Linked DNA regions of Mus musculus: regions 1, 3, 4, 5 and 6 are each linked to region 2. Evidence: chromatin loops called from intact Hi-C (ENCODE). Cell type or tissue: heart. All regions are shown on one strand. Region 1 overlaps Nedd4 (neural precursor cell expressed, developmentally down-regulated 4). Region 2 overlaps Prtg (protogenin). Region 3 overlaps Rab27a (RAB27A, member RAS oncogene family). Region 4 has its middle 12 kb from the start of Gm27204. Region 5 holds the start of Prtg (protogenin). Region 6 has its middle 2.7 kb from the start of Dnaaf4.

Evidence for each region. Peaks named below come from ENCODE experiments on the same cell type or tissue, not always from the same donor. Only the 100,000 strongest peaks of a DNase experiment are listed, where the experiment ranks them.
Region 1: a loop joins it to region 2, with 10 times the contacts of the local background. A loop is called at or near these places in 2 of 42 quality-filtered maps.
Region 3: it touches region 2 in a loop (2.8-fold over the local background); 8 of 42 quality-filtered maps call a loop at or near these places.
Region 4: it touches region 2 in a loop (8-fold over the local background); 40 of 42 quality-filtered maps call a loop at or near these places.
Region 5: a loop joins it to region 2, with 3 times the contacts of the local background. A loop is called at or near these places in 10 of 42 quality-filtered maps.
Region 6: it touches region 2 in a loop (2.1-fold over the local background); 10 of 42 quality-filtered maps call a loop at or near these places.

What each region holds. Positions count from the first base shown.
Region 1 is chr9:72,731,119-72,736,118 of GRCm38, reverse strand. It overlaps Nedd4 (neural precursor cell expressed, developmentally down-regulated 4), which reads right to left. Exons shown (of 24, transcript NM_001357998.1): 11 at 4,843-4,897; 12 at 4,683-4,741; 13 at 3,462-3,527; 14 at 880-1,109. Among named protein-coding and RNA genes, the nearest start is that of Nedd4, 40 kb to the right of the region's middle. In heart, a CTCF peak has its summit at 1,958 (motif pointing left); no DNase peak of the experiment used is centred here.
Region 2 is chr9:72,881,117-72,886,116 of GRCm38, reverse strand. The region is part of intron 11 of Prtg (protogenin); the gene reads right to left. Among named protein-coding and RNA genes, the nearest start is that of Pygo1, 42 kb to the left of the region's middle. In heart, a CTCF peak has its summit at 1,942 (motif pointing right); a DNase peak (open chromatin) is centred at 4,576; H3K27ac peaks cover 1,459 bases.
Region 3 is chr9:73,089,508-73,094,507 of GRCm38, reverse strand. All of the region lies in intron 5 of Rab27a (RAB27A, member RAS oncogene family), which reads right to left. Among named protein-coding and RNA genes, the nearest start is that of Khdc3, 10 kb to the left of the region's middle. In heart, a CTCF peak has its summit at 2,551 (motif pointing right); no DNase peak of the experiment used is centred here; H3K27me3 peaks cover 405 bases.
Region 4 is chr9:72,764,490-72,769,489 of GRCm38, reverse strand. No RefSeq gene overlaps it. Among named protein-coding and RNA genes, the nearest start is that of Gm27204, 12 kb to the left of the region's middle. In heart, a CTCF peak has its summit at 2,631 (motif pointing left); a DNase peak (open chromatin) is centred at 2,589; H3K4me3 peaks cover 643 bases; H3K27ac peaks cover 2,851 bases.
Region 5 is chr9:72,804,982-72,809,981 of GRCm38, reverse strand. It overlaps Prtg (protogenin), which reads right to left and starts at 2,708. Exons shown (of 20, transcript NM_175485.4): 1 at 2,450-2,708; 2 at 225-527. The coding sequence starts at 2,525. In heart, a CTCF peak has its summit at 2,197; no DNase peak of the experiment used is centred here; H3K4me3 peaks cover 4,143 bases; H3K27ac peaks cover 4,892 bases.
Region 6 is chr9:72,953,607-72,958,606 of GRCm38, reverse strand. It overlaps a transcript of Dnaaf4 not described here. Among named protein-coding and RNA genes, the nearest start is that of Dnaaf4, 2.7 kb to the left of the region's middle. In heart, CTCF peaks have their summits at 1,371 (motif pointing left), 2,869 (motif pointing left) and 3,647 (motif pointing right); no DNase peak of the experiment used is centred here; H3K4me3 peaks cover 658 bases; H3K27ac peaks cover 352 bases.

The DNA of each region.
Region 1 (5,000 bases), 150 kb after region 2:
AAGTTATGAAAACGTAAAAGATCTACAAAGCCACTCCCCTGGGTGAGGTAAAGCAGCAGCAGGGGAGAAGAGACTCTGACCAACAGAGCTCCTGTGGTCATGCAGGGAGCTCCAGGGACACAGCCTTTGTAGGGCCTCACCCATGCTAGGAAGGGCTTCTCTGCTGCCCAAGAGTCATGCCTGATGCCAGAAGAGTCCCTCACCCACATGTCTCAAAAGTTCTTCAAGTTAGCCCATTGGTTTTCCATGTTGGGCTTTGGTAAGAATAAAAGGTTGGTCTGTTCTTGGTACCCTATCTTTGGTAAGAGAGGTTTGTTCATGTTTTCCAAGGAAATGTCACTTGACATATGTTAAGTGACATAATCCATACACTTCAGCCCAGTGCTGTATGGTCCCATGCATCTAATGTATGGATGTAGTCAGAGGCACAGAGAATAGCAGACTGGTGGCTGCCTGTATATGGTGGGAAAAGTGTTTAATGAATGTAGAATTATTCAGGAGGATGGGAAAGGTACAGAGATCAACAATACAGGAAGCACTTGAAACGCCAGCCAAGTGTGTGCTTACAGAGGTCTGTGAGGTGGGCATTCTGTGGAGGACGGCCTGCCTACCACGTGCAATCCACAACACACACACAAGGTTAAAATGGTAATTTCTATGTACATTATATACAATTTTCAGGTCCTATAAAACAATCTTTAAAAAGCTATTTCTGAAATATCTCCTTGTGGCCCCGATCACGTAGCCCATGCTTTCTAACATGTAACCTAGTTTTGGAGACTATAATTTAGTGCACAGCCATTTAAAGTATTTATGAACAGTGTAAGGACGTGTGGCTGAGTCTTAGCAAATGAGGAGGCTGAGGCAGCAGGAACTTACGTAGCAGAATATTCAAACAGGCCGTAGTAAGGGTTGAACATTTCCTTCGAGATGAGGAAGAACCACTCTCTGGCAACCCCTCCATAGTCAAGGCCCTTTTCACCATCAAACTCAATCCAGAGTCTGGCCTTGAGCAAGTCAGCTCTCTTCACACCCATAATCCTCCGGTAAGAATCCTCCAGAATGTTTGCGCGGCGAAGCTTCATTTCAAATTTGTTTGGAATGTCAGTCTGCAGAGCCAGGGAGAGAGACATGTTTAAAATAGCCCAGTGTGTTTCCCACACTTCACCAGGCACCGATACCCTTTCCCTTTAAGTAAGGCCACCAGGACAACCCCACTTAGGTGTACTGAACTTTCTTTCCCCACCCTGCTTTAAGAAACAGGGTCCATTTTTGTCATCCAGGATTGCCATTCACTTGCTCCGGGTAGCCTAGAAACCCTCAAAGCCCACTCCCAACCCACCCAGTCTGGACTTATTGTTATGCATCCCCATATCCAGTGTGGAAGTGGTATGATTTCTTTTTTTTTTTTTTTTTTTTTGAGACAGGGTTTCTCTGTATAGCCCTGACTGTCCTGGAACTCACTTTGTAGACCAGGCTGGCTTCGAACTCAGAAATCCGCCTGCCTCTGCCTCCTGAGTGCTGGGATTAAAGGTGTGCACAACCAGGCCCAAGCTCCCTTATTTTAAAAAGCTTGTGGTTTTTTTTTTTTTTTAACTTGAGATCGAGTCTCTCTGTGAAACCCTTGTCCTGGAACTCTATGAAGACCAGGCAGGCCTCGAACTGAAGAGGTCAATCTACCCATATCCCTCATCAAATGCTTTAAAATCACAATGCCTAAAAATAGAAATTTATACACAAAGTTATTGTTTAAGGAAAAAGTTCTGAAGAATTTAAAAGGCCTTTTCTATGTAAAAATTTTATTGGGGAATATAATATGTACACTAAAAATAAAAAAGTAGTGTTTCATTTTGTTAAATTTGTAAATGAAAAACTCTGGTATCTAACCCACCATTTTGAATCCCTGGAAGTCACCAGCTTGGAACCCCTCAAAAAAGCACAACTAGTACTGCCACCTAGTGGCCTCGCCCCTAAACTGCAGGGAAAGGAGGAAGGGACCATTCCACGAGGAAGGCATTTAAAATGCTAGTTATACCAAATGATGGGCATTTAATAATAAACATAATGAAGTTTGGTCATGGGAAAGAGTAACAAACGTATCTGCCAAGCATAAGGAAATGAGTAACAATACCATACATCTGCACTGTGTTCACAGCTAACTTTTTTTTAAAAAAAGATTTATTTATTTATTTATTTATTTATTTATTTATTTATTTATTGTATACAGTGCTCTGCCTGCATGTCAGAAGAGGGCACCAGATCTCATTACAGATGGTTGTGAGCCACCAGGTGGTTGCTGGGAATTGAACTTAGGACTTCTGGAAGAGTAGTCAGTGGTCTGAGCCATCTCTCCAGCCACACTGTTAACTTTTAAATTGTGTTGACATGTATTGTGCTTAAAGCTGAGAATAGATGGCTATTAACACCTAAGGTAGTCAAGGGTCCAGAAGCCTGGAACACAATCAAACATAAAACACCAAGAAAGAAAATCTCCTGATCACCAAGTTACAAAGAACAAAAACAGGAGGAGAGAGACTACAGCAACTGTGTTATGACCTTTTTCTTTTTTCCTTTCCTATTTATTTATTTAATGTATAGGAGTATATTGCCACTGTCTTCAGACAAACCAGAAGAGGGCATCAGATCCCATTACAGATGGTTGTGAGCCACCATGTGGTTGCTGGGAATTGAACTCAGGACCTCTGGAAGAGCAGTCAGTGCTCTTAACTGCTGAGCCATCTCTCTAGCCCCCATGATCTTTTTCTAAATTACAAAGACTCCTGAAAAGTACACAGGAATGTAAGCATGCTACTTATAAGTTATCTGAAATACACGCATCCCAGGGTTAGAGAGGTGGCTCAGCAGGTAAGAGCACGCACTGCTCACGTAAGGGACCTGAGCTCAGCTCACAGGGTTCATGGCAAGCAGCTCACAACCACCTATAGGGACAGCGGACATGACACCTTGGCAGCTACAGCACTCACACACAATTAAACTTGTAGTTCCTTTTGTTTTGTTTTTTGAAAGGTGTCACTACACATCCTTGATTGTTCCTGAGCTCATGGAGAGGCACCGACCTCTGCCTTCCGAGTGCTGGGATTAATGGCATGCATCACCATGTCCAGCCTTTAAAAGTAATAATCTTTTAAAAATCATGGAGCTGAAGAGGTGGCTCAGTGGCTCAGAGATCTCCCTACTCTTGCACAGGACCCAGATTCAGGCCCGCAGGACAGCTTAACCATCCTGGAACTGCAGCTGCAGACCCAGCCCCCTCTCCTGCTTCCACAAGCACCAGACCAGGTATGCATGAGGAAGAACACTCATACAGGCTGAATAAATGGGTCTCTGAAAATAATTTAACACACACACACACACACGCACACACACTCACACACACACACACACACTCACACACACACACACCACCATTTTCTGTGAGCAGCTGTTATGACGTCACCCACCTGCTTCTTGAGCTTCCTTCTGAAGAACTCGTACTTTCTCTTGTAATCTCTGGAGTAGGGCACTGCCTTTAGTTGAAAACATTTGAAAAAAAAAAAAATGAAGGAAGTTTAGGTCGTTTTTATTCCAAACAACATTATATTCTCCCCCTGGATATTTTAATGAGTATTTACAACAACAAAGAATTACTTGGAAATTGAAGTTTCATATGAAGAAAAGCAAACAGAAAACTTAATTTTTAAAAAATTTCTCTTAAAAGTAAAATAGCATTCAGCAGTCTCTGCGGCTGCTTTTCTTTCCTTTTGTAAAGAGAGTCTCTATGTATCACTGGCTATCTGTGAATTCTCTATGTAGACCAGGCTAGCCTTGAAGTCACAGCAATCAACGTACTTGACTTATGTTGTTAACACAATGTGCCACTATTCGCAGCTCATGCTACTTCTGAAAAAAATGCCTTCTCCGTTAAAGGAAACATTGAAAAATACATTGTTTCCCATGGACTCCCAGGAGTTCCCTTACTTACTTATCATTTAAAGAGTACACACTAACATGCTAGATACTAAAAAAACAAAACAAAACCCAAAAACCTGTATATCCAATTTTGATTAATTTTGTGTATTAAAATCTGAAGGAAAAAAAAAAAGTAGGCTGGGCAGTGGTGGTGAACAACTTTAATCCCAGCACTTGGGAGGCAGAGGCAGAGGCAGGTGGATTTCTGAGTTTGAGACAGCCTGGTCTACAAAGTGAGTTCTAGGACAGCCAGGGCTATACAGAGAAACCCTGTTTCAGAAAAACAAAAAACAAAAACAAAAACAAGTAGCTATATGGCAGAGTTTCCTATAAATTAACCTAACTCAAGATCAGCATAATTATGGGACACTGAAATATTTATACAAAACATGAATAAGGCTTAAATAGTAGGCATTTTGCAATGGCTTTGACTAAAAATCTAGTTCAAGGTGTGATCCTGGAGATGAAAGGGAGGTGCCACTCACCCCGCCCCAGCCGGGCTCCTGATGCCTTGTGTGTTACTTTAGCCTGCCTGGACTGGGCAGTCTACTGCCCCAGCCCCCACAGCGCCCAGCCCTGACTGCTTCTGGCTGTCCAAGCCTGAGGAGCAGGGTAAAAAGGCTTTCACACTATCTTTTCAAAGAAAAGAGAGGCCGGAGGAGGGTGTTCCTCTAGTTTCACCCCGACCCAGAGCACCAGATTCCAGAACTCACTGGTCCAGTGATTGCCACGTTCTGCAGGCGAGGATCTTCCCACTGGGTCTTCTTTATATCTAAGAGGGAAAAAAAAGAAAAGAAAAGAGCTGTTCCTCTTCCTCATGTCCACACCTGAGTACTACAAACAACTGCCAGAGAGAAGCCATGCAGCACGTACTGTGGTTTATGAAGAAGACTCGCCCATCTGTGTGGGTTCTTTCTTCCCAGCCTGGCTGTAAGGAAACATTCATTGCAATTATTTTAGTACCAGGTCTTAGATGTACAGGTTATTTAAAAAAAAAAAAAAAAGAAACAGAAATAGAAGATCTCATATTG
Region 2 (5,000 bases):
GTATGTCAGGTGCCATTGGAGGCTGGAAGTGGGTGTCAGATCCCCGAGAGCTGTTGTCACCGGCATTTGTGAACCTCCTGACATGGGTACTTGGAACCAAACAGAAGCCCCCTGGAAGAACAGCAGGCACTCTTCAATGGCTCTAAGTCATTTCTCCAGCCCTTGCTTTTCCTTAAGACATTTTTGTTGCAGTTTATGTTTTATTCTGTATCCATGTGTACATATGTGTAGGTGCACACATGCCATGGTGAACAGACAGGGTGGTGAGTCTCTTCTATCACGTGGGTTCTGGGCATCAAACTCAGGTTGTCAGTCTTCACGGCAGATGCTTTAACCACTGAGCCATCCTGCCAGCCTCTGCTTTTATGCTGAATACACCAAAGGAGATACTAATAAAAACCAACATTCTGCTAGATGTAGTGGTGCACACTTCCAATCCCAGCTCTCAGGAGGCAGAGGCAGACAGACCTCTGTGAGCTGGAGAGCCCGCTCTACAAGGCACATTCCATGCCAGGCAGGATAGTGAGGTGAAATGTGGATAGTGAGACCATGACCCAAACTGAAACAAAATATCCACAAACATTCTATATGAGTTACTAGTTATATAGATCTAGGCAAGTTCCTCTATTTCTAAGCCTTATTTATTTCCACTTGGAAGATGGAGATACAAGGGGACATTATAAGAGTATTAAGTGAATAGCCTTTTAGGCACTCTGCACAGCCCTGGGAATTGATAAACATACAAGCCTGCAATTGCTGCTAGGTGAAAGAAGCTTCGAGAAAGAGAGAAGGTGGCCCCTGCACGGCACACTGAACAAGGGGGTGGGGGAGCACAAAGCCTCAGCTCGGTTCATCACAAATCACCTTTTGAGGTGTTTAAAGACCGAAGACAGCTGTTTATATAAAGCAGGCCTAGAGCCCACGATACCAGGAAATTAGCGGTGAGCAAGTCCTCCAGCTGAGCTCAGCTCACTGTTCTCATTACCATCCCCTGGTCTGCAGGTAAGGGCTCCCAGCTGTGTGTCTGACATGCAGCTAAGAGTGAAGGGCATCAGGAAGAGCGCGTGGCCTTCCCGAGACTCCCAAATGAATCATGGGAACTCTCATTTAACAGCCCCGAAGATAATAAACACGTTGGAAAACAAGTCAATAAATGTCTTCCCAGCCGGACGTGGTGGCGCATGCCTTTCTTTAATCCCAGCACTCGGGAGGCAGAGGCAGGCGGATTTCTGAGTTTGAGGCCAGCCTGGTCTACAAAGTGAGTTCCAAGACAGCCAGGGCTATACAGAGAAACCCTGTCTCGGAAAAGTAACTAACTAACTAGCTAACTAATGATAAATAAAATAAATGTCTTCCCAACTAAAGAACAGTAAAGTATTTCCTAAGAGTGAAATATGGAAGCCCTAGAAACAGCAAGCAGATGGACCCCAAGATTAATCCAATCTGTTAGCTATGTCCAGATTTTAGACTTAGTTATGACACTCAAGTTAGAACAAGAAAAGCGGAGGCCAATAAATTGCTGGTTTCTGCAATGCCAAAATCGTCATAAGCCGTACTCAGGGGAGACAGTTCCACCTTAACGGCGTATGACTTAACAATAATGGAGGGCCAACCGCATCTCTTTTCCCCGCTAATTTTTATTTTATTTTTATTCCTGTGTCTGAGTATGAGTACGAGCAGATGTGTGCAGGGGTCCTTGGAAGCCATCAGTGGATGTTAGCTCTCTTCGAGCTGGAGTTACATACGTGATGGTAAAGCACACAGTGTGAGTCCTAACTGCTGAACTGTCTCTCTGGGACCACAACTGTATCTTTATGGAAGTTGTTACATTATCTGTTAAAGATGTGGGTATCACACAGTCATTTTTCACTGCAGCGTGCCCCTGAGGGTCACAACAACTAAAATGCTTGCCTTCCTCCAGTTTTACTAGAAAACCCTGCAATTTTCTCATTGCACCACTAGATGGCATGGGTGCTCGAGAGTCGACCAGGGGAGTGATGTACTCTGTACTGGAATGGGAGGGACTCAGACATCAAACTGATTTTAACAGGTCAGTGAAAGAAGGTCCAACTAAATTCAGTTGCTGAGTAAATTTCACCAAACCACAGTCTGGATTAACTACCAAGCAGTAGAAAGAAAGGCTGAGGGCCAGAGAGATTGCTCAGTGATGAAGGGTACTTGCTGCTCTTTCAGAGAACCTGAGTTTTGTACACAACACCCACATTGGCAGTTCACAATCACCTGTAACTCCAGCTCCAGAGATCCAATCCCTCGCCTCTCTCTCTCTCTCTCTCTCTCTCTCTCCCTTCCTTCCTTTTTTTTGTCTTTGCAGTCACCTGTACATGTGTGTATATACACATATCACACACACACACACACAGGAGTCCAAGAGACTCTGGAATACACCTATTTAGATTTGGTTCATGGCATCACCTATAAAGTAAGGAATTAAAGGATATATACTGTAAAGTATTCAGAAAAACACCTGAGACTTGTGCTTGCTGCTAAGCAACAAACATGTGGGAGAGAGCAACAGCTTGGGCGCGGGGGTGGGGGTGGGGGTGGGGGTGGGGGTGGGGTGGGGACTCAGGTTTCAGGCTATAATGACTCTGAGGCTGTGAAAGTCATTGTTTCCTCATTGGAACTGTCTGCAAGGTTAGAACGCCAGCTAATAAGGAATTGTGACAACAGTAAAAATAGGTGCCGTGCAAGAAGGGTCTAACTGAGGCAAAGTGGTTTGTTAAAGCTTGGACAGTATTCACAAGTGGGAACGATTAGTTCTAATTCAGAGTAAGCAGGCATCATAGAGGTGGTATTTGAGAAGCTGCCCCTTGGAAGCCCTGGGAAGCAGAGGTCCAGGCCAGGAGATGGGTGTGGACCAGCAATGCAGGAGGCCAGGTTTGCAGCAGCCGGGTTACGTGCGAGGTGGTCACATACAACGGTCAGGCTGGGGACAGATTGGGGACCAGGCTGGGCACTGCAAACTACTGTAAATACACACAAGGCAGCTGGCTAAATGGGCTTGTTGAGAAGAAGCACTGAGAGGCAGCAAGAGGTAACCTGGGGTTAACCCGGGGTAACCAATACAAATGGAAGAGGGTCCGAGTGGCAAAGGGCTGCTGACTTTCAACTTCTAGGCTTTGGACCATTTTATAAACCCAGTGGCCAACGGCCACGTCTGAAAGGTCAGATAACAAAATGACCAAGAGTGTTTAAGTGAGGGGAACCCAGGAACCCCAGGAATGGGCTTCTTACACATGCAGTGATTTCAGGGATGAATCCCCTTCTCTCTCTCTCTCCTGGTTTTAGGTTAGGTTATCTCTGAAAGGGGTCATCCCCTCTGCATAAAAGTGATATTAGTATAATCCTTTAAGGTGATCAAATACATCCTGGAAAAGCAACAGAAGTCAGAAACTAAAATAGCATCTTAGGTTGCTTTCTGTTGTTGTGATAAAACACTGATCAAAAGCCACCCAGGGAGGAAAGGGTTACTTCAGTTTACAGGTGATAGTCCATCATAAAAGGAATTCAAGGCAGGAACTGATGCCCAGCAAGACCAGGGAGGAGGTTTGCTCCCCAAAGCTTGCTTTCTTATGCTATCAAGATATGCCTGCCTAGGAGTGGCACCGCCCACAGTGGGCTGTGCCCTTCCGTATCAATCACCAATCAAAAAGAGAAAACTCATAAAGAAGCAGCAACAGGGTTTTCTCCTCTCAGATGACTCTGGCTTGTGTCGAGTTGAAACAAACACACAAACACCTAACTAGCACAAATAGTAAGGAGTAAAATACTTTAAGGAGAAAACATTTGGCCGGGCGTGGTAGTGCACACCTTTAATCTCAGCACTTGGGAGGCAGAGGCAGGCAAATTTCTGAGTTCGAGGCCAGCCTGGTCTACAGAGGGAGTTCCAGGACAGTCAGGGCTACACAGAGAAACCCTGTCTCGAAAAAAACAAAAAAAAAAAACAAAAAAAAAAAAAAGGAGAAAACATTTGAGCCATGCACTGGGGACAGGGACCAGGTCAGGCTGGGACACACAATTGATACCTTGTCTCAAGAGAAAAACAAAATAAAAAAATGAAAACCTTTTTTTTGTTTGTTTGTTCCTTTTTTTTGTTGTTGTTTTTAAAGAAAGTGTTTCTCTGGGTTGCCCTGGCTGTCCTGGAACTCTCTTTGTAGACTAAGTTGGCCTCGAGCTCACAGAGATTCCCCTGCCCTTGCCTCCTGATTGCTGGGATGAAAAATGTGCACCCCCCTCCCCCCCACGGCTAGCCATCCAATAAACAGTTTTTAACAACTCCAGTTGTGTGTGTTCTGACCACTGGGTCTGTTTTTGCACTTTATGTAAACCTACTACATGTAACAGGCTGACTTAGTAGGAAGTTTTCATTCTGTATTTCTCCCAAACACCACCAAGTGCTCGGCAGCGATGGACAAAGACGGTGACAGTCCTGACAGGCGTGGAGCTCAAACAGCACAAACAGTGCAGTAAGGCCAACAATCCTTTGGCTTGCATCCTGGAAAACCCACACCAGAAAACAATTATTTACGAAGCCCTGGGCTGTGGACCAAAGACACAGATAAGCCAGGGTTATGAAGCCAGCCTTTGTTTCCTGCGGTGGCTGCTTGTTCACGAGGCCCCGGGATCTTCCAGGAGAGCCGGACCAGAGCCGGAGGTCAGGGTTTGATAAAATTAGGGGAAAACCTGAGGTCAAGACCATGAAAAAAACCTCACAGGAGCGGAGCACTCCACCCTTCCAGCCACCTTTCCAATTTATATCTAAGGTGCAGAGAGTTTGAATTGCCATTTTTCTATGGAAAACTCCCAGGCGGTGGGAAAAGCGACCCCCCCTCCCCCCACATCAAAGGAAGAGGAAGTAACCTCTAGACTTGAGCCACATCCGATGTTAATCTTCAATTAACAAACCAGATCGCACTGGAGTGGCCCCATGAAGCACCCTCAAGAAAATAGTGTTGTTTTAAAAATCACCATGGGTTGCT
Region 3 (5,000 bases), 210 kb before region 2:
GCCTTTAATCCCAGCACTTGGGAGGCAGAGGCAGGTGGATTTCTGAGTTCAAGGCCAGCCTGGTCTACAGAGTGAGTTCCAGGACAGCTAGGGCTACACAGAGAAACCCTGTCTCAGAAAAAACAAAACAACAACAACAAAAAAAAAACCTCAAACTCAAAGTATATGTTACTTCTTCCAAGAAGACGGGCTCCAGAGATAGGCTCCATGTAGTAGCTTAGGTGCCTAGGGGAGGATCTGATATGTCTCCATCAAACTGTAGACGTCCTTGGGTCTATAAAGTATATGTATCCCGTTGATTGAGAAACCGAAAAATAAAAGGTCTTTGGAGGGAGTGTCTGGGATAAACATTCTGTGGTATTTGGGTGTGTTCTGGCTCTACAGGTAGCTAAGGCCATCAGGACGTTAGCAACATCCACAGCTAGCTATCTGGGTGAAAAACTGGTGGTACATCTTTTTCTTTGAAAAGAAATCTTTTGTATGCTTAACATCCCTGGTTTCCCTAATGATCTGTTGATGCAAGAACCTCTGTGCTCCCTGAATAAAAAAAAATTAAAAAAAAAAAAAAAAGGAAGGAAAGGACAAGACTGCTCATGGGTGTGGTGGAGGAGAAAGTTTATTATACACTCAGGAGAGAGTATAGCCAAAGGTTGGGGCATCTGGGAGAGTCCAGAGTGGTCATGACCCTGAGCTGTGTGTGGTGGGGGGGGAGGGAGAGAGGAGGACAAAGGTACAAAAGTGGAGCAGGTATCCAAAATGTCTGGATTATGTAGGGAAGAGTCCCTGGGCTGGAGAGTTCAGGGTAGAGGGTGGTGTATGCCACCACACAGGAAGGGACTGAGAGATTCTGGAAGAATCTGGAAGCCAGGTCTGCTTTTGTGTAGGGGTGGGGTGGGGAGGGGGCAGTGTTGAAACTTAACACTCCCAACACCAGAGAAATTAAAGCCCCCTCCCATTCTCCCTTCCTCTCCTTTTTTTTTTTTTTTTTTTTTGGAGACAGGGTCTAATGTAGCCCAGGCTTTCCTCAAATTTGTTGTGTTGTGAGGCTGTCCTTAAACTTAGGATCCTCCTGCCTCTACCTCCCAAGCTAGGCTTTCGGGTGTACATCACTATGCCTGGCCCTGCATTCCTACATAGGTTCTCACACACCCTATAGCCCCTGTTCAACCGAAACACCCTCTTGGATCCATGAGTGAGCAACACCCACAACCTTTTGGTTTTTGAGACAGGATTTAACTAGGTAACTCAAATGGGTTTGGGATTTTCTATGTAGTCAAGGTAGCCTCAAATTCACAGTCCTCCTGCTTCAGCCTGTCCAGTATTCCGACTGCAGATGTGCACCACCCCTCTCAGCTTACCGTGTTATGCTTTTGTTTGTTTGCTTGTTAGTTTGTGTTAAACGCACTTGGGAAGCCGAGACTTGCGTATGCAAAGTGCCAGGCTGGCCTGGACCGCAGAACCATCTGACAGGAGCCTGCTTCAAAACCAAAAGCAACAACAGACTCTGGATTGGTCACAGAGCCCCACACGATATCAGCCGCAGGCCGATCTCTGTGAATTCCAGGCCAGCCTGGTCTATGTTCGTGAATTCTAGGAGAGTCAGTACTGAACAGTCAGGAAACAGCAAGTATTCTAAGCTGTAGAGCAAGCACTGTGCTCCCCACATAGCTCTGGAGCCTTCTTATCCGTGAAAAGGAGCAGTAACTGGAGGTCATGGTGCTAAGGGCCTGAGACAGACACAGGTACAACACTTAACACAGACAGTCAGGGCTGGAGAGATGGCTCAGTGGTTAAGAACACTGACTGCTCTTCCAGAGGTTCTGAGTTCAATTCCCAGCAACCACATAGTGGTTCACAACCATCTGTAATGGGATCCAATGCCCTCTCTTCTGGTATGTCTGAAGACAGCTACAGTGTACTCATAAATAAAATAAATACATACATCTTTTTTTGTTTGGTTGGTTGGTTGGTTTTTTGGAGACAGGGTTTCTCTGTATAGCCCTGGCTGTCCTGGAACTCACTTTGTAGACCAGGCTGGCCTCAAACTCAGAAATCTGCCTGCCTCTGTCTCCCTAGTGCTGGGATTAAAGGTGTGTGCCACCACGCCCAGCTCATACATCTTTAAAAAACAAAACAAAACAAACAAACAAACAAACAAACAAAATAGGCACAGTCAGACATGGAGAGGCTTTTCTTAGTAACAGCATTCTTTCTGGATGTGGTGGTGCATGCCTGCAGTCCCAGCATGCCAGAGGCACCAGTTCTGCACATTCCAGAGCAGCTTGGTCTTTTGGTTTGGCTTGGTTTTCAAGACAGAACTTCTCTGTGTAGCCCTCCTGACTGTCCTGAACTCATTCTGTAGACCAGGCTGGCCTTGAACTCAGAGACCCTCCTGCTTCTGCCTCAGGAGTGCTGGGATTAAAGGTGTGTCTGATGCTTATGTTTTCTTTTCCAAATTCTTATCTGAGAACAAGTCCAGGTACCTGAACATAAATTCAAAAGGACCATTACTTTCACCATAGAAAGCTGGTACTATCCCTTATGTACACAAGATGGCGCTAAAGCAGCATTGCCAGGGAGAGCTCTTGCTAGAGGTATGAAAAATGGTTGGTTGATATAGCCACCTAACAAATGGCCACTTAATAGTTACTTGGGAGTTCCTGGAGACAACAAATATTTTGATGTGTTTTTAAAAGGGTGGGTGGTGATGGCACATGCCTTTAATCTCATCATTCAGGAGGCAGGGGCAGGCAGATCTCTGAGTTTGTATCAGGCTGGTCAACAGAGTGAGTTCCAAATAGTCAAGGGCTAAAAAGAGAAAACCTGTCTCGAAAAACAACAACAACAACAACAACAAATTCATCACGGGCTGGTGAGATGGCTCAGCAGTTAAGAGCACTGACTGCTCTTCCAGACATCCTGAATTTAATTCCCAGCAACCACATGGTAGCTTACAACCATCTGTAATGGGATCCAATGCACTTTTCTGGTGTGTCTGAAGATAGCTGCAGTGTACTCATATAAATAAAAAATAAATTAATTTTAAAAATTACTTCTATTATTTACTTATTGACAAAACTGGAACCTTAACACCAAGTTGCCAGGGATTAAGCGATGGCTCAGAGGTTGAGTGTGCCTTACTGTCCTTGCAGAGGATCCATGTTCAGTTCTCAGCACCGGTATCGGGCACTCACAACTGTAACTCCAGCTCCAGAGAGACATAATGCCTCTGATATCTATGGTGGACCTTCTGGGTAGTTGCATCTATACAAACATAGTTTAAACAAAATTTTTTTTTTTTTTTTTTTGGTTTTTTGAGACAGGGTTTCTCTGTATAGCCCTGGCTGTCCTGGAACTCATTCTGTAGACCAGGCTGGCCTCGTACTCAGAAATCCACCTGCCTCTGCCTCCCAACTGTGTGTGTGTGTATATATATATATACATACACACACACATATATACATATATTCATATATTCACTAAGAAAGCACTTGTCTGGCATGTGCAAGGCCTAGAGTTCAGCCCCCAGCACTGTAGAAGTCGTCAGAATGACAATGATGATCTCTAGAGAGTTTTGTCAAATGTGTCTAGGCATTTGGCTTACATGTGGATCCAGAATTGATGGCGAGTCTTGCTGGACGCTGCGTCCTTGAAGTGGCTTCCAGGAGTCAGTCTTGTGTGTTTGGTTGTAGCTTACTTATGTTGTTTCAATGTATGCACAATAATACATTAATTTATTTCTTTTAAAATTGTATTATTTTTATGTGTATGAGTGTTTTGCCTGCGTGTGTGTCTATGTGTGCACCGTGTGCGTGCCTTGTGTCTGAGGAAGTCAAAAGAGCATTGGGTCCCCTGGATCTGGAGTTATGGAGTTGTAAGCTACTGAATAGGTGCTGAGAATCGAACCCTGGCTCTCTACAAGAGTTGACAAGCGCTCTTCATCATGGAGCCATCGCTCCGGCCCCCATTAATTTCTTTACAAGGGATCAAACGATCAGAGACCAAATTCAGACCACATTCCCTAGTTCTGAGTTATCACGGAGCACCGCCGAGTTCAGACCCCGGAAATCCATAGCCTGGTCTGTGGCGATGCATCTATCACTGACACTGAATAAAGGTTTTCAACTGAGCTTCTGTTGCAGAAACTTGGAGTGCCTTCCCTCATCAGCGACCAGCAGGGGGGACAGAGTTCTCAAATCTGTGGCCAATTATGTGCACAGCACACAAGTATATCCATTCAGTTGTCCTTTAACCCCTTTCACAGTTTCCATGGCTCTCTCCATTCGGAATAAAAATGGCAAAGGGGTTTATTCCCAGCGCCAGTTATCTTCCGTGACTAAAGGAGCATGGACAGCCTCTATCTCTCCCCTCTCTCTTCCTGGCATTTCCTTTATCCTCATCAGTTAAAACCGTTTCTCATTAGAGCCCATCTTTGTGACCTCTTCCGTGGCACGTGTGTGCTGGACACAGGGAAAGACAGTCCCTGCATGGCTCAGATCCTCGTACAACAGAAAGCAACACCAGGCTCTCTGATGCTGGGCAGACTACAGGATCCCGAGACCCAGCATGCTGTAACAAGGAAAGATCTGATGAAGGCCTAGAGTGGGCCAGGTTGGCCCTTCCACTCTCCGGGTGCTTGAGACATCCTGTTGAAAGACTCTTCTGACCGCCCTGCCCTACTTTTACATTCACTTCTCAAAAGCACGGGCAAGAACTGTGGCCTCTATTGCCTCATGGCCGACTTCCTCCTATGCCCTTGCAAAACAGCATCCCTTTCAGCACTTCAGTCAGACTTGTGGTGTTTGGCCCCTCAGTTTCCTTTCCACACTTTTGAGAGCCTCTCAAGAGGGAGGAGCCGTACCAGAACTGCCTGGCACCTGGCTCTGCCAGCCTCAAGCCGTTAAAGGCACCAGTGCCCAGGTCCCCACATAGTACACCACTGTAGCCTGGCTGAGCATTTCCCAGAAATTGCTCTGTGGTCTCGGGTGGGCCACAGGAGA
Region 4 (5,000 bases), 120 kb after region 2:
TCAGAAACTGATGCAGTTGTGTGTGCATGTGAGTATGTCTATTGTGTGCATGTATGTACATGTGTGTGTGCATGTGTGTGTATGTGTGTGTACATGTGTGTATGTGTGTGTGCATGTATGTTCATGTGTGTGTATGTGTGTGGTAGGTACACTCACACATACATGCACACATGAAGGCTGTGGAGGCCAGTATCTTTAGGCCAGTACCTTTCTCTATCACTCTTCACATTATTTGTTGAGACAGGGTCTCTAACGGGATCTGGAGCTAGCTGTTTGGACTCACCAGTGGTTCCAAACCTGTGGGTCTCACTCTTTTTTTGGGGGGGGGAGGGTAGAATGATCCTTTCACAGGGGTTTCCTAAGAACACAGATATATACATTACAATTCATAACTAGCAAAATTACAGTTATGAAACAGCAATGAAAAATTGTTGTATGGCTGGGGGGGTCATTACAACCTGAGAAACTGTATGAAAGGGTCACAGTACCAGGAAGGTTGAGAACTGATGAGTTATACTAACAGGCCAGTAAAACCCCAGGGTCCTCTTGTCTCTGCCTCTCAGCCCAACATCTACACGGCTGCCAGGGATCCGAACTCAGGTCCTGGAGCTCACAGGGAGGTATTCAACCACCAAGTTATCTCCTCAGACCCCACACACATTCATCTTAAAGGCTCTGCTGAGGCCACGACCAAACGTTCAAGATGTCAGAATCTGTCCACAGTATGCCCGGCATGACAGCTAGGAAGTGCCCAGTGCTTCCATATGCCAAGGAGACGCAGGACTCCTGAAACGAAGGTCCAATGATGCCTTGGGATTTTCTACTTGAATCTTAAAATTATTTACTTCAGTGGTTCTCGAAACCTTCCTAATGCTGTGACCCTTCAATACAGTTCCTCATGTTGTATGACTCCTGACTATAAAATGATTTAATTATGACTTCATAATTAATTGTGCTGCTGTTATGAATCAAAGTATAAATATCTGATATGGAAGACATCTGAAGTGTGTCTCCCAAGGGGTCACGACCCACAGGTTGAGAACCACTGGGTTTCTTTATGGAAGAAGAGCTAGCTGATATATTTGAATCAGAACTATTTAATGATACCCATTTCAGCCCAGGTCTCTTTCTCCTCTCCCCTCTCTGCCTTCAGCTCTACCCCTGCTCCCCTCTCCCTTCTCCTCCCCCTTCTCTTTCTCAGGGGATGAGGGGGGTCTCTAGTTTCTTAGGAGCTATCCATTTTTTATTTATTTATTTATTTATTTTATTATTTTTTTTTTTTTTGGTTTTTCGAGACAGGGTTTCTCTGTGTAGCCCTGGCTGTCCTGGAACTCACTCTATAGACCAGGCTGGCCTTAAACTCAGAAATCCACCTGCCTCTGCCTCCCAAGTGCTGGGATTAGAGGAGTGGGCCACCACTACCTGGCCCACATTATCTTTAAGACAGGGTCTCTCACTGTCCTGGATCTCACTGAGTAGGCTGGTTGGGTAGCTAGTGACCCACCCCACCCCCACCCCGGGGGTCCCCCCTCCCTACCTCCCCACAGCACAGCACGGGGCTTGCAAGTTTGCGCCACCATGACTGGCTTGTTAAAAACAAACAAACAAACCACGGGTTCTGGGGATTTAACTTAGGTCCTTTACAGACTGAGCTATCTCCCAAGCAGATGTACACACACACACACACACACACACACACACTCACACACACTCACACACACTGACACACTCTTCCTTCCTCCCTTTCTCTCTTTCTTCTCCCTCCCCTTCTTCTGTTTCTTTAACATGTGAGAAGAAATCAAAGCCTAGGATCATTTAGGGGAATTTTCACTTTGGATCCTCTTTCTGTCTCCTAGACTGTCTTTGGGTAGTATCCCAGTCATGGGCCTGCTGGCCTAAGGTCTTTTCTTTCTTTCTCTCTTCCTTCCTTCCTTCCTTCCTTCCTTCCTTCCTTCCTTCCTTCCTTTCTTGCTCTTTCTTTCTTTCTTTCTTTCTTTCTTTCTTTCTTTCTTTCTTTCTTTCCTTCCTTCCTTCCTTCCTTCCTTCCTTCCTTCCTTCCTTCTTTCTTTCTTTCTTTCTTTCTTTCTTTCTTTCTTTCTTTTTTTCTTTCTTCCTTTCTTTTCCCTGCCCTGATCCCTCTCCACACTATTGACCTGGCTCACAGTAACCTGAGACAACTAGAAACCACTCTTTTCTGAGCCTCTCTAGCTTAGCTGCTGCCAGAGATCTAAGGTTGCAAAATTGTATCTGCTCCCCCCCCCCTCCGCCCCCAAGCAGCAATTAGGCAATTGACAAGCTCGGTGGCCATTTGTACCTTCTGAACAGCGTGCAAATGGCTGATGGTGGGTACTATGTAACAACAGCACATGTTCATCCCTGACCGTTAGCGCTTTCCAGAAACCAGACGACGGGCCAAAGACCATGCTGATGCCCTCGGAGTCAGCAAAGGGAGAGATGGCGCACGGTGCAGCCACCCCCTGGGAGCATGAGCAGCAGTATTTCTAAGATTAATCTGTTGGCAGCTGGTAAGTAGGTGAGTTCCCTGCAGCCTTTGAAAGCAGAGGGGATTGATTCGCAAACGACCGCCCACGCTTCCGGGCAAACATGAGTCCGTGGCGCCATCTTCTGGCAGAAATGACCTCAAGGAGTGGCTGAGGACAACAACAGACATTTTATTGGAGGTGTCAGAAGATTCTGAGCTAGGAGAAATCACAGGACTGGTTTTGATCTGGCCCTTTGGGCGCAGACGGGAGTCAGGGGTAGAGCAGAGATAGAAACTCAGCGGATGAACCGATTGACACCCGTTGATTCTTTCAGCTGAGCCCAGCCAAGCACAGTATATGCTCATACCCTCCATGTGAAAAGTGAAATCAGACAGGCTCAAGAGATGGCTAATTACATGTCCCAGTGGCCTTTCATACACACAAATGACACTTGTAACAGAAACTCAACCTAGGCTCCACAGTGTCTGGGAAAATACCGCCACTCTACCCTGCTCCTGTCTCCAGAGCTCCTGAATGGTCACAGGCCCAGTTATTTGGAGAGAGGACCGCGGAGGGGGCCCCCAGAGAGCAGGGGCATGGAGCCCTAAGAAGGCAAGTGGCTCACAAGCAGTCAGTCAGTAAACAACATTCACCAGACACTTTGTTCTCGAGTTTTTCTCACAAATGCCAGACCAGTGTCTTATTTGGAAAAAATAACTCCTTTGTTATGAAACACAGTGGGGGAGACACTTATTAAGTATAATAGATTGGGCTGGTGAGGGGGCTCAGGGAGTAAGGCTGTTTGACTCCAAGCATGGACCTGGATTTGATCCTAACGAACCACAGACTTCTGAAAGTTGTCCTCTGCCCCCACACACATGCCATGGCACATGCGTGCACACACACAGAGAGAAGTAGAATACACATATATGCCTGCATAGTAGATTACCACAGAAGGGGACACAGGCATCATTTCCCAAGCATCTCTCTCTTGTATACTTGTAACATGCCTGCCACATGTTACACTATTACATATAAATACATTATCCTCTCCGGGTCCTAACCCAGTGGGAGGAGGTCCAGAAATCTCACTCAGAGACTGCTTACCTTTTTTTGGTTTTGTTTGTTTGTTTGTTTTGCTTTGTTGTTTTGTTTTGTTTTCGAGACAGAGTTTCTCGATGTAACAGTCCTGGCTGTCCTGGAAATTGCTCTGTAGACCAGGCTGACCTCCAGCTCACAGAGCTTCTGTCTTCCAAGTGCTGGGATCGAAGGTGTGCACCACCACCGCCCAGATAGGTTATCTGTCTTTTGTATGGTCCTATAATTAAAGTTATTCTTTTGGTGACTCAGTTTGTTATACAACTGCAGCCCATGGTCCTTTTTTTTTTTTTTTTTTTTTTTTTTTAATTAATCTGGAATTTCATTCCATTCTTTTTTTTTTTTTAAAGATTTATTTATTTATTATATGTAAGTACACTGTAGCTGTCTTCAGACACACCAGAAGAGGGAGTCAGATCTCGTGATCAGATGGTTGTGAGCCACCATGTGGTTGCTGGGATTTGAACTCCTGACCTTCGGAAGAGCAGTTGGGTGCTCTTACCCACTGAGCCATCTCACCGCAGCCCATGGTCCTAATGGGTCACTTCCTGGGCCTGTTTGTCTTCTACAGAGAGGTGGCCATGTTCCTCTTGCTCTCTTCCCCTTAACTCGCCTTGGTTTTCTCCATATCTCCTGCCTGGAGGTTCTGTTCCCACCATGCAGCGTCCATCCCTGGTCACAAGTACAACCTGTTGAGAGCTCGGCTGTGGGAAATGTTCTTTCTTCTATACCCAGGTGCTGCCAGGGTCAGCCCTGGCCTCTACCAGAGAGCAGTCACTCAAAGAGAACTTTTGTGGCTTATCCCTGACTGTCCCAATGGGCACATGGGCCTGGTTTATACCTGGCTCTTCAGAGGATACTGTGAACATCTGCAGTTATTGGGTAACTCTGTATTGGTCCCTGCAGATCTGTCCCATCACCCATCTCATCCATAACACAAGGGATGTGGACCCTCTGACCTCAGTGGTCCTTTGAGGCTCTGATGCAAGCCCTTAGTTCTGAGCGCCTACGCTGGTGTCTCTGAGGAGAGCAGAAACTTTTCCAGTCACATCTGTGCCTCCTTTGCATGCTAATCTTTTCCTTCCTGGAAATTTCATAATGGCTACAGATTACTATTTGGCAGAATCTTTCCGGCTGGGTTGAAGAATCCTTTACACGTCTTTTCTTTCCCATCTCCCCCTCCTTTCCTCAGGCCTCTCAGTGCATCCAAGGCCTTACCTCAGGGCTTCTCTAAGCTCTGGGTGGTCATCTGTGGTGGTCATGCTTGCCCTGCACTGTGACAGCCCTGAGAAGAAACCAGGAGGATTTTCTTTTATGTTCAGGTGCGTTTGTGCGGAGTGAGGTAGCACGTGGAGCTCAAGTCAGCCTCAGCTGCTGTTCCTCGGGTGACAGCCACCGCTAGAGATTAGGCTTCTGGGA
Region 5 (5,000 bases), 76 kb after region 2:
GGTTTTCTTTCACGCTGTGTCCAAAGTCGGATTTGAGTTTGCTTCCCAACCTGTGGAGTTTACATACATAGATTTCTCTGCATGCATCCCTTAGCGCCAGCTAGCATCCTCTCTGGTAAAATTCTTAATGTATGCATGATTTTAGTGCTATTTGTAAGTCAATTTCGGAAAATATATTCTAACAATGAAAACCGTTAACCACCAAGAAGAATTTCAGCACTTACTTGACAATGTCAGATGAGCTTTCTGACTAAGAATGGCCCCGTATTTGTTCACTGCCAAACACTGATAAAATCCTTCATCCGATTGCTCTCCCCTCCTGCCTTCCACCTCACTGATGTATAGAGAGCCGTTAGATAGAACCTGGATCCGTTTATTTTCGGACAATTTTGCTCCATTTTTCAACCATGTGACCTTAATGGGGCCTTCTCCGTGTGCCTGGCAATCTAAAACGACTGGGTCTTTCCTTGTGACTGTTGCATCCTGTGGTTCTTTCATGAAAAACAGTTCGCTAAAGCTCCACACTCCTGCAAAGGGGAAAAAAAAAAGGAGAAAGAGGTATATCCAGAACTACAGGTATAGAAGCATTTAGCACACAACTGTAAAACACATCTTCCTGGTAGAAGGCAGTTTCTCCAGCCATAATGGTCAACTTCCAAGGACCCTAATAACCACTGACCCTTCCAACAACTCAAAACATGGGAAGATTCTAATACCCTCTATGCAGCCTAAAAATTTGGTTCTCAGGTTTCTCGCCAGAGACCCAAAATCATCAGAACCTACTAGCACAGGCTGTTTGCTACTTTACAAGCTTGTCAAAAAGATCTTGAACAGGGTTAAGTCATAAAAGTCTAATTTTACAAGAAATCATTAGCAAAACTCCAACTCTGTGAACAAGCAAGTTTATTTCCTTGTCCCCTGAAGTGTTTTTGGGAAACCCGGCACCTACTCCTTTGGGAAGTACGTTTATCTTTTGTGACAAATTACAAGTTTGCATTTTTTTTTTCCTATCTGCCCTTTTACAGCAGGGATGCTGTCTCCACTCCTTAAAAGAAATCCATTTACTTCATTTCTGCCAAGCCAGCTAGGTATTTAAAGGGCACACAATAGACTTTGAAAAGTTGGTAACTTGCCGCTTGTACTCAGTGGGTGATCGGGTTAGGAAACCTTTATTTCACTTTTTTAGTGCTACCAACTGTTGGAAAAAAAATGCGTGACTAATTGGTCCTTACTGTCTAAGAAGGATAGGAGATTGCTTAATCAACCAATACACATTTTTATCAGAGCAGAGGAAATGCTTTATCCAAGCATACACAAGCCCCAGGTCCCCCAGAATAAAGCACTCCTGCCATCAGAGCAAAAGCTTGTTGATTTGAGCCAACAAAAAAAGTGGGGGTCTTGGTGGGAGTTGTTTTTTTTTTTTTTTTTTTTTTTTTTAAACATTTCTTCTGGTCAGTTCGAGGCCCTGGTTACAAATACTCAGTAATGATTTATCTGTTTCTGATCAAGATAGATCCTGAAAACCTCAGAGTCTGGGGCTCCAGACTTCCCCTAAGGTCTGCCTTGGGCAGCTACCCCAACAGCCCTGCAGCGTGCACCACTCCGGAAGACGCCCATTGTGTTTCTGAGCCGCATCCCACTTTGATCCTTTCTCTTGCTAACTGAAACTAACTCCTCCAGGGGGGGAAAAAAAAGATACGAAAGAAAAAAAAAAGAAAGAAAAGAAGAGAAGGAGGAGGGGAAAGAAGGGGAGAAGGAGAAGGAGGAAGAGACCAGTGAGGGTAACTTATAAATGAATAACTCAAGCCCCTCTCGTCAAAGACCCTCCTTTCCCTAATATTCACTTTACATTTTCCTGTCCTTGAAGAAACCAAGACTGCAGAAAGGGAAATAAATAAATTTATGCAAGTTTGTGCAAGGTTAATCTAGAGATTTCAGGGACCTCTAGCTGGGAACCCAAAGACCTACATACAGAAAGTAAGTTCTATTCAGACACCTTTCTCCTTGCCTCTCTTGGGGCATAAATGGGCCATACAACTTTCTCTTTGCAATTTCATCCTCCCATCTTCTTGCTCAGTTTGGAGCTTCGAAAACGTGGGGCGCCCCGCTTGGCCACCGAGACCTGGAGGAACCCCACTGCAAACCCTGGAAACGGCGCGCAACCGCGGCGCCCCCCTGCGTGGAGAGGCTGCCACTCAGGAAACAATATAAATAAAACCACGTGCGGCCGCGGCCGGGGAGGCAGCGCGGAGCCCCCAGCTGGCCGCAGCTCGGACAATGGCATGAACTGGGCTAGTGGTCAGCGGATCCAGGGAGACTCGGCCTCGGCCTCGGAGCGCTCCGAGAGCGCATCCGGAGAGAACCCTGGCCAGCCCCACCACCCGGGGCATCCCTGCCCGTCCCCCTCCCCGCGCACGGTCGCGCACACTCGCATGGGAAGCGCGCCCACCTGGAACCGAGCCGAGCGGCGGCAGTAGCAGCAACAGCAGCAGGGGCAGCATCCCCGGGCGCACGGGAGGCGCCATTCAGCGGGGCTGCGCGGGCATGCTCCCGGGCTGTTCGCCCGCGCCCGCTGCTCCCGCTGCTCTCCTGGACCCGCAGCTCCTGCTGCAACCCGCTGCTCCGGCGTGGGAAGGCGACGCGCCGCTTGCAGGCGCACGGAGCCCCGCGAGTGCGCCAGGCCGCGGGGACCACGCGCGCCGCGTCCAGCCGGGGGCGGAGGGAGGCTGTAGAGGGCGGCGCAGTGGACAGCCTGGCCGGCCGGGGACTACTTTCTACATCTGGCCCCTGGGCCCCGCACGGCGAGGTCGGCGCTGCTGGCGGAGGGACACGCTGAGATCGCCTGGGCGACCCCGGGGACAGGGGGAGGGCCCCGCTGGACAATGCACCTGGGGGTCAAGCCCCCGCCCCTCGGCCTGCGCGCCACGGCCGGCCACCGGGCCACAAAGGCCAATCCTCCTGGCCGCGGCCAGCCCCCCGGGGCCCTTCTCCCTCCTGCGGGCCAGTTGAAGATTCTGCACGGAGGAGGGGGTTGGGGTGGAGGGATGGTGTTGAGAGATGTGGAAAGGCCGGAGACTTCTCCCCTGATGGCCCCTGCCCATCCCCCTGCCTTGCTCACCAGCCCAGGCCCTGTTCAGGGAAACCCAGTTCCCACTTCTGAGGCTTGTCAGCGCCCCCGGAGGCATCCTATGGCGACAACCCCCACCCCCCAACTACCACCCACATTTGGAGACTGTTCTTATCTTCTCTGGTCTCATCAGATCCAGCCCTGGCTTCAAAATCATCTTAGAGAGCCCTAAAATTAGCAGTTACTTTGGGGGGCGGGGGACGTTTTAACACTGCTTCAAGCTAATTAAGTTTTTAATGTGAGAACTAAACTCAGAAAGTAGAGAGAGTAGAAGTGAGACCAGGGGCTATCCAGGGCTTGCTGTGCGAGGCCAGACTTTGGGGGTTACCTGCTTAAAAGTTAGGCTGATGAAAGAAGACACCAACGATGGGAATTTGTTCACAGCTCTTGAAATTAATTAAGGATAACCCAGAGGAGTCGATACGTACATTTAAAGAGGGCGGGCTAACGGGGGGAGGGGGGGGTACCGTATGGAGCCTACAGAGCTTTTACACGTGGATTAGCGTTTGCTAATCCCGATCTAAATCTTTGGCACATGACGAGGGCACAGGCTAAAAGCTAACTTTAATTAAAGCCGCTGACGGAAATCTAGCTTTTGTCACTAACTGCCTTTAGCAAGTTCCAGGAATCCTCCTGATTGCATGCGGGGAGGAGGGTGGGAGTGAGAGAGGGGAGAGTGGTTTTGGAAAGCCTTTAGGACTCCCGCACTTACTCTAAAATGTACTTAAAGAAAAGTCAGTCTACTTTACAATTTCATTTTAACCCCGTGTAAAATAACAGTTGCGTCCGAATTTGTCTTATAATTTAGATGAGTTTGGACAATTTCTAAACCTCAGAATATAAATTCGAATAGAAAGAAAAATGACATATGGAACTATTGCCTTTTAAATTACATTTTTGTTTGGGTTGTTTTGAAACGGGGTCTCATTTGCAGTCCAGACAAACATGGGCCTCACTCCTATGCTGTCCAGACTGGCTGGCATAGGTTTGAGCCAGCATTCCCAGACTGGCTAGATTTTTCTCTATTATGATTATTTTCTTCTCCCTCTGGGCTTCTTAGTCCCAACAGACCCCAAGTGTTTCTGTTTCCTGGATAAGATGTGTTAATAAGATGTTCTTATTCAGTTACAGCCAGGGGTCTTTAATGACTTGGGACTTGGTGCTGCTTTGAGGAACAGTATTTGCATTGAAACAAAATGAAGAAAGATGATGTTCCTTAAACACCATGCTGAACCAAGTTGACCGTGTATTTACTGCACTACACTGGACAGGAAGAGACTTCCTCTGACCATGTATAACATTTGTGGTCTGCTCAAAAGTTTTCATATGTACTCCTTGGCCTCCCATGATGAACCTGTGAGGTTAATAGAGAAGTTGGGAGCAAAGAGTTTATTTTATCTCACAGCCAACAATCCATCACTGAGGGAAGTCAGAGCAGGAACCTGGAGGCAGGAAGGAGAGATCATTGAGGAGTACCATTTCCTGGCTGGTCAGAGAGAATGTGTGTGTGTGTGTGTGTGTGTGTGTGTGTGTGTGTGTGTGTGTGTGTGTGAGTGTGTGTGTATGTGTGAGTGTGTGTGCATGCGAGTGTGTGTGAGTGTGAGAGTGTGTGTGAGTGTGTGTGTGTGAGTGTGTGTGTGTGTGTGTGTGGTTTGTTTGTTTAATACAGCATCCAGGACCACCAAACCCACAAGTAGCACCGCCCACAGAGACACTGCATCAATCCTTAGTCAAGAGCATGAACCACAGGCTTGCCCACATTCAAGTATGACGGGAACATTTATCCAATTAAGTTTCCCTCTCCCAAATGACTCTAGCTTGTGCCAAGTTGACATACTAACCAGCACAGACTTTCTTATTAGTAATATCTCCT
Region 6 (5,000 bases), 72 kb before region 2:
AGACTGCCGTGCGCAGGCACTGCTTCCCAGAGGATCCGAGTTCGAGGCTCAGCACCCGTGCTCGGCGTCTCTCAAGCGCCAGGAGCTCCAATCTGATACCCTCTTCTGGCTTCCGAGGGCACCGCACTCACACGCAGGCACAACTTAATTACATACAAATAGTTTAAAGTGACTTTTTGCTAAAGGAGAAGAGAAGCTGTGGTGTGGCTCCCTGGGAGAGGCTGGGTTGTATTCCCAGCTCTGGAAAGGAAAAAGCTTGGAGCTTTAGGATGCAGAGGGATATGGGTCGGCAGAGCTGGAATGTGTACATTGTGACAGCAAGGCACATTTAGAGTCAGGACGTTTGGTTTGCTCTGACCATTTGCTGTGTGGTAGCCTGTAATCTCACGACTTGAGCAGAGCCCTCAGTTGGAGACCCACCCTGATAAACACAAATATTCTGTCTCAAAATACAAAGCAACGTTTGATGTTCAGGGGCTGACGCCGTCACCCATCCTAGGAGCACTGGTGTGTACATTCCCTTAACCCTGGGAAGGGACCTAAACTTCAATTTTTGAGACCCAAAAGCCTCACAATAAACTTTGCTGCAATTCCATAGTAGGATCTATTGGATTTAAACTGATCCATTTCCCAGTAGCTTACACTGGACTTCAATAATACACACCGAACTTCAGCTGCCAAGAAACTTGAAGGCCGTGTAGTTCAGCCCAACGTCTTTAGTGCCATGTGCATTGTTAGCAGAAAAATGACTGAGATCTTTCATTTATTCTAAATGCTCCTTCTACACTACTTCCTTAGGCCCAGTTTCTACATTACGCGAGTCTGATGTGAATGATAAATGTAATTAAGTACTAGAGAAGTTATTTGCACATAGAATGCTGCATTTTAAACTAGAAAAAAAAAGTTTGGAGAGCATTTAGGGAAATGTTTAAACTCCAGCATAATTTATTGCAGAAAGTTTAGGATCAGTAGAGTTGGTGTTAGTATCTCTCCCTTCCTGATCCTGACCTGTTTTGTCAGCAGATCATTATCTCAAACTTCTGCTCCTTTGTCAGTCCTTCTGAGCAGAGAACCTAACATCCTGCTGATTTGTTTCACTTTCATCCTGCTTTTTGCCATTTCCCTCTTTTTATTCTATTCTTGTTCCTAGCATGTTGTCTCAAGCTCTTGTGTCTTTTCTGGCTTCTACAGGCACTGTATACACACACAGACACACACACACACACATACACACATGCACATACTTAAAAATAAAAAATTGGGGCTGGTGAGATGGCTCAGTGAATAAGAGCACCGACTGCTCTTCCAAAGGTCCTGAGTTCAAATCCCAGCAAACACATGGTGGCTCACAACCATCTGTAATGAGATCTGGCGCCCTCTTCTGGTGTGTCTGAAGACAGCTACAGTGTACTTACATATAATAAATAAATAAATCTTTAAAAATAAAGATAAAAAAGAAGTCAGGCAGTGTGCCAACACACCTTTAGTCCCAGTGCTTGGGAGGCAGAGGCAGGCATCTATTTCTGAGTTCGAGGCCAGCCTGGTCTACAGAGCAAGTTCCATGACAGGCAAGGCTGCACAGAGAAATCCTATCTTGGAAAACCAAATAAATTATAAAATACTAAAGGACTTGATGGGCTGAGGAGGTAGCTCAGGTGGTAGAGAGCTTGCTTAGCATGCTCAAAGCCCTGGGTTTAATCCCAGCATCACACAAACCAGGTAGGTGTAGCTGTGTGTGCTGAAATCCTAGAACTTGCAAAGTGGAAACAGGAAGACCAGAAGTTCAAAGCTAACTTCTACTACATACTAAATTTGAGGCCAGCCTGGGCTGCATGAGACCTTGTCTGAAATAAAATACAGCAGAACTATCCGGCAGTAGTGGTTCATGCCTTTAGTTCCAGCACTCAGGAAGCAAAGGCAGGCAGATCTCTGAGTTCAAGGCCAGCCTGGTCTATAGAGGGAGTTCCAGGATAGGCAGGGTTACAAAGAGAAACCCTGTCTCAAAAAAAAAAAAATCAAAAACAAATAAAAGCAGAACTGATGTTTATCAAAAAGCATAATATTGTTAATTTTTTTATCTAACATATTTCTTCAAAGCTTTTCAACCCAGGCGTATAAGCCATCTCTCTGTAGCTGAACAAGCTGAGCTCAGCACACTGAGCAGGAGGGAACAGACTAAGGGGAGAAACGCCTTTGTGAAAGGGGTTGGAATTTGGGACAGCCTAAGAGAAGGAAGTTTCCAACTAGATTCAGCGCTTCCAAAATGGAGGCAATCCCTTTGCTTATCCCACACCATGCTATATTTGACATATTAGATATTTTAGGCTAAAGAAACTTTGTCGTCGTCCCCCCTCACCCCCCCATCCCCCCACCCCCCAGTTTTTTAAGACATGGTTTCTCTGTGTATCCCTGACTGTCCTGGAACTCACAGAGATCCACCTGCCTGTGCCTGTGCCTCTGCCTCCCTAGTATTGGAACTAAAGGCATGTACTACCATTGCCTGGCTTAAACTGAAGGAATGTAAGAAAGACCCTTTAACTGTCTATAACCCAGTCTTCTCTGAGACAGATCTCATACGATCCTTGTGTGAAAAAAAAATGTCCTCCTTAAGGTCTCCCCTTTTCTGAAGAGAAGGGGAGGAACAATGGGTGTCGGGAGGAGGGATGGGGGTAAGGACTGGGAGGAGAGGAGGGAGGAGAAACTGCAGACAGATAGATAGATAAAAATAATGTCCTCCCTTAGGGCCTAAAGAGACAGCTCACCAGTTAACAGCATTGACTGCTGCTTTACAGAGAACCCAGCACCCACAAGGCAGCTCATGACTGTCTGTAGCTCCAGGTCCAGGGAATCTGATGCCCTCTTCTGGCCTCAAAAGGCACTGCATGCATACGGTGCATAGACAGAGGCCAGGCAAAAGATTCCTACACATAATATAAAATAAATGAAATCCTTTAAACCTGGAAAGCACCTAAATATTTCTAAAGTAAATACACAAACAGAATATTATATAGCAATACAAACAAGCAAATTATTGCTGTACACTAAATGATGGCTGAAAAAAGGAAGTTAAAAAAAAAAAAAAAAAGGATTCTTAAGGAGCCAAGCCTGATAGCGTGAGTTCAAGCCCCAGGACCCACATGGTCAAAGGAGAGAACCAACTCTGGCAAGTTGCTCTCTGACCTCTAATACATAAAACAAATAAGCATCGTATATAAAACAAAAGGTTCTTTTTAAAAATTACTATTCATTCGTTCATTTTAGAGACACCATGTAGTCTAGGCTGACCTGGAACTTGCTGTATAGCTCGGGCTACTGATTTGCTGAGCCCTCTCACCCCACTGTTTCCCTACCCCTCTTTCACTATGTAGCCCAGGCTAGTTACATAATGAAACTCCGTCCTTCTGCCTGGAATACATATGTGACTCCACATCTGACTTACTAATGCCAAATTTTAAAAATTTAAGAATATATGGCATCTGTTTGTAGCCCAGGCTGGCCTCACACTCACAGAGACCTGCCTGTTCTCTGCATCACAAGTGTTGGAATTAAAGGTGTGTGCCATCATGCCCACTAAGCCGTTTCTTTTAAAATTTATTTGTGTTATGTGTTTGGGTGTTTGCCTGTATTTTTGAGTACCATGTTCATGCAGAGCCCACAGAGGCCAGAAGGGGGCATCAGATTCCCCTGGAACTGGAGTTACAGAAGGCAGTGGTGAGCTGCCATGTAGGTGCTGGGAATTGAACAACATTTGGAAGAGCAGCGAGTGCTCTTACCCATCTCTCTAGCCCCTCCTAACCCCACACCCCCAAGCCCCCACCTCACACTTCCACCCTGCCCCAAACCACCTTCTTGATCCTGGTGTCTCCCTTGCATGGCAAGTATTTAGTTGTATCTTTCTGCATTGCATACAATATTAAAGTCACACAGATTTAACCTTCTACCTCATCTCTGTTCTTTGAAGAAAAGAAGTGTACATAGCAGGACCTGACCAAAATTCGCTCAATCAGTGTCAACTCCTGGCAACCTACGGGCCAGAGCCTCCCTTAACCTGCTGATGGTTCCACTTCATTCAAAGCCAATGCACTCACACTTACCCCTCCTAATGAGAGAAAGTTCAAACTCTTAAAATAATCAGGTCTTCTCCTTAAAAACTACCTTTATTCAAGAGAATCTGGAATAGAGTAACACCAGAGGAGACAAACTGACAAGTTGTTCAAGAAAGCCTACATTCAACATTTCCACTAGCAGTGAGTCTAAGTGTGACAGTCCTTGCACAGCACAGATGACACACGTGTCTCCCTGAAAGCAATGGTGACAAGACCGTAGTCTGATGGGAAAACAGACTCTCTGCTTGTCTTAAAACTTTAGACTAGCCGGGCGTGGTGGCGCACGCCTTTAATCCCAGCACTCTGGAGGCAGAGGCAGGCGGATTTCTGAGTTCGAGGCCAGCCAGTGAGGTCCAGGACAGCCAGGGCTATACAGAGAAACCCTGTCTCGAAAAAAAAAAAAATCAAACAAAACAAAACAAAAAAAAAACAAAAACAAAAACAAAAAACTTTAGACTAAAACACAAAGGTGGGGAGGCACGCTCAGTGTTAAACTCCTGCATGGTGTTGGGGGCGGAAGGGGGTTGAGCAGAATGGAGAAACTGTACAGGGTCAGTATCTCCTAGGAGAGATACTTAAAATTCCAAATGTATTGGATTTAACACTTGAGAGACTTTAAAAAAACTATCCACATTTGACCAAGTTCTATCAGTTACTGAGCTTTCAGTTTCTTTGAGAAGTGTAACCTGTGTATGAGCCATGTAAAGATTATAATTTGGAATGATCTAGTAATCACTTTATTATTTTGTTGTTATTGCATTGTTATTTTGAGGCTGCCATCATACTCTGCATACCTGGATGGCCTGGAATTCACTATGTAGACCAGGCTAGCCCCAAAATTGCAGGAGATCCTCCTGCCTGCTTCCTAGTACTGAAACAAAAGGTACGTACTAC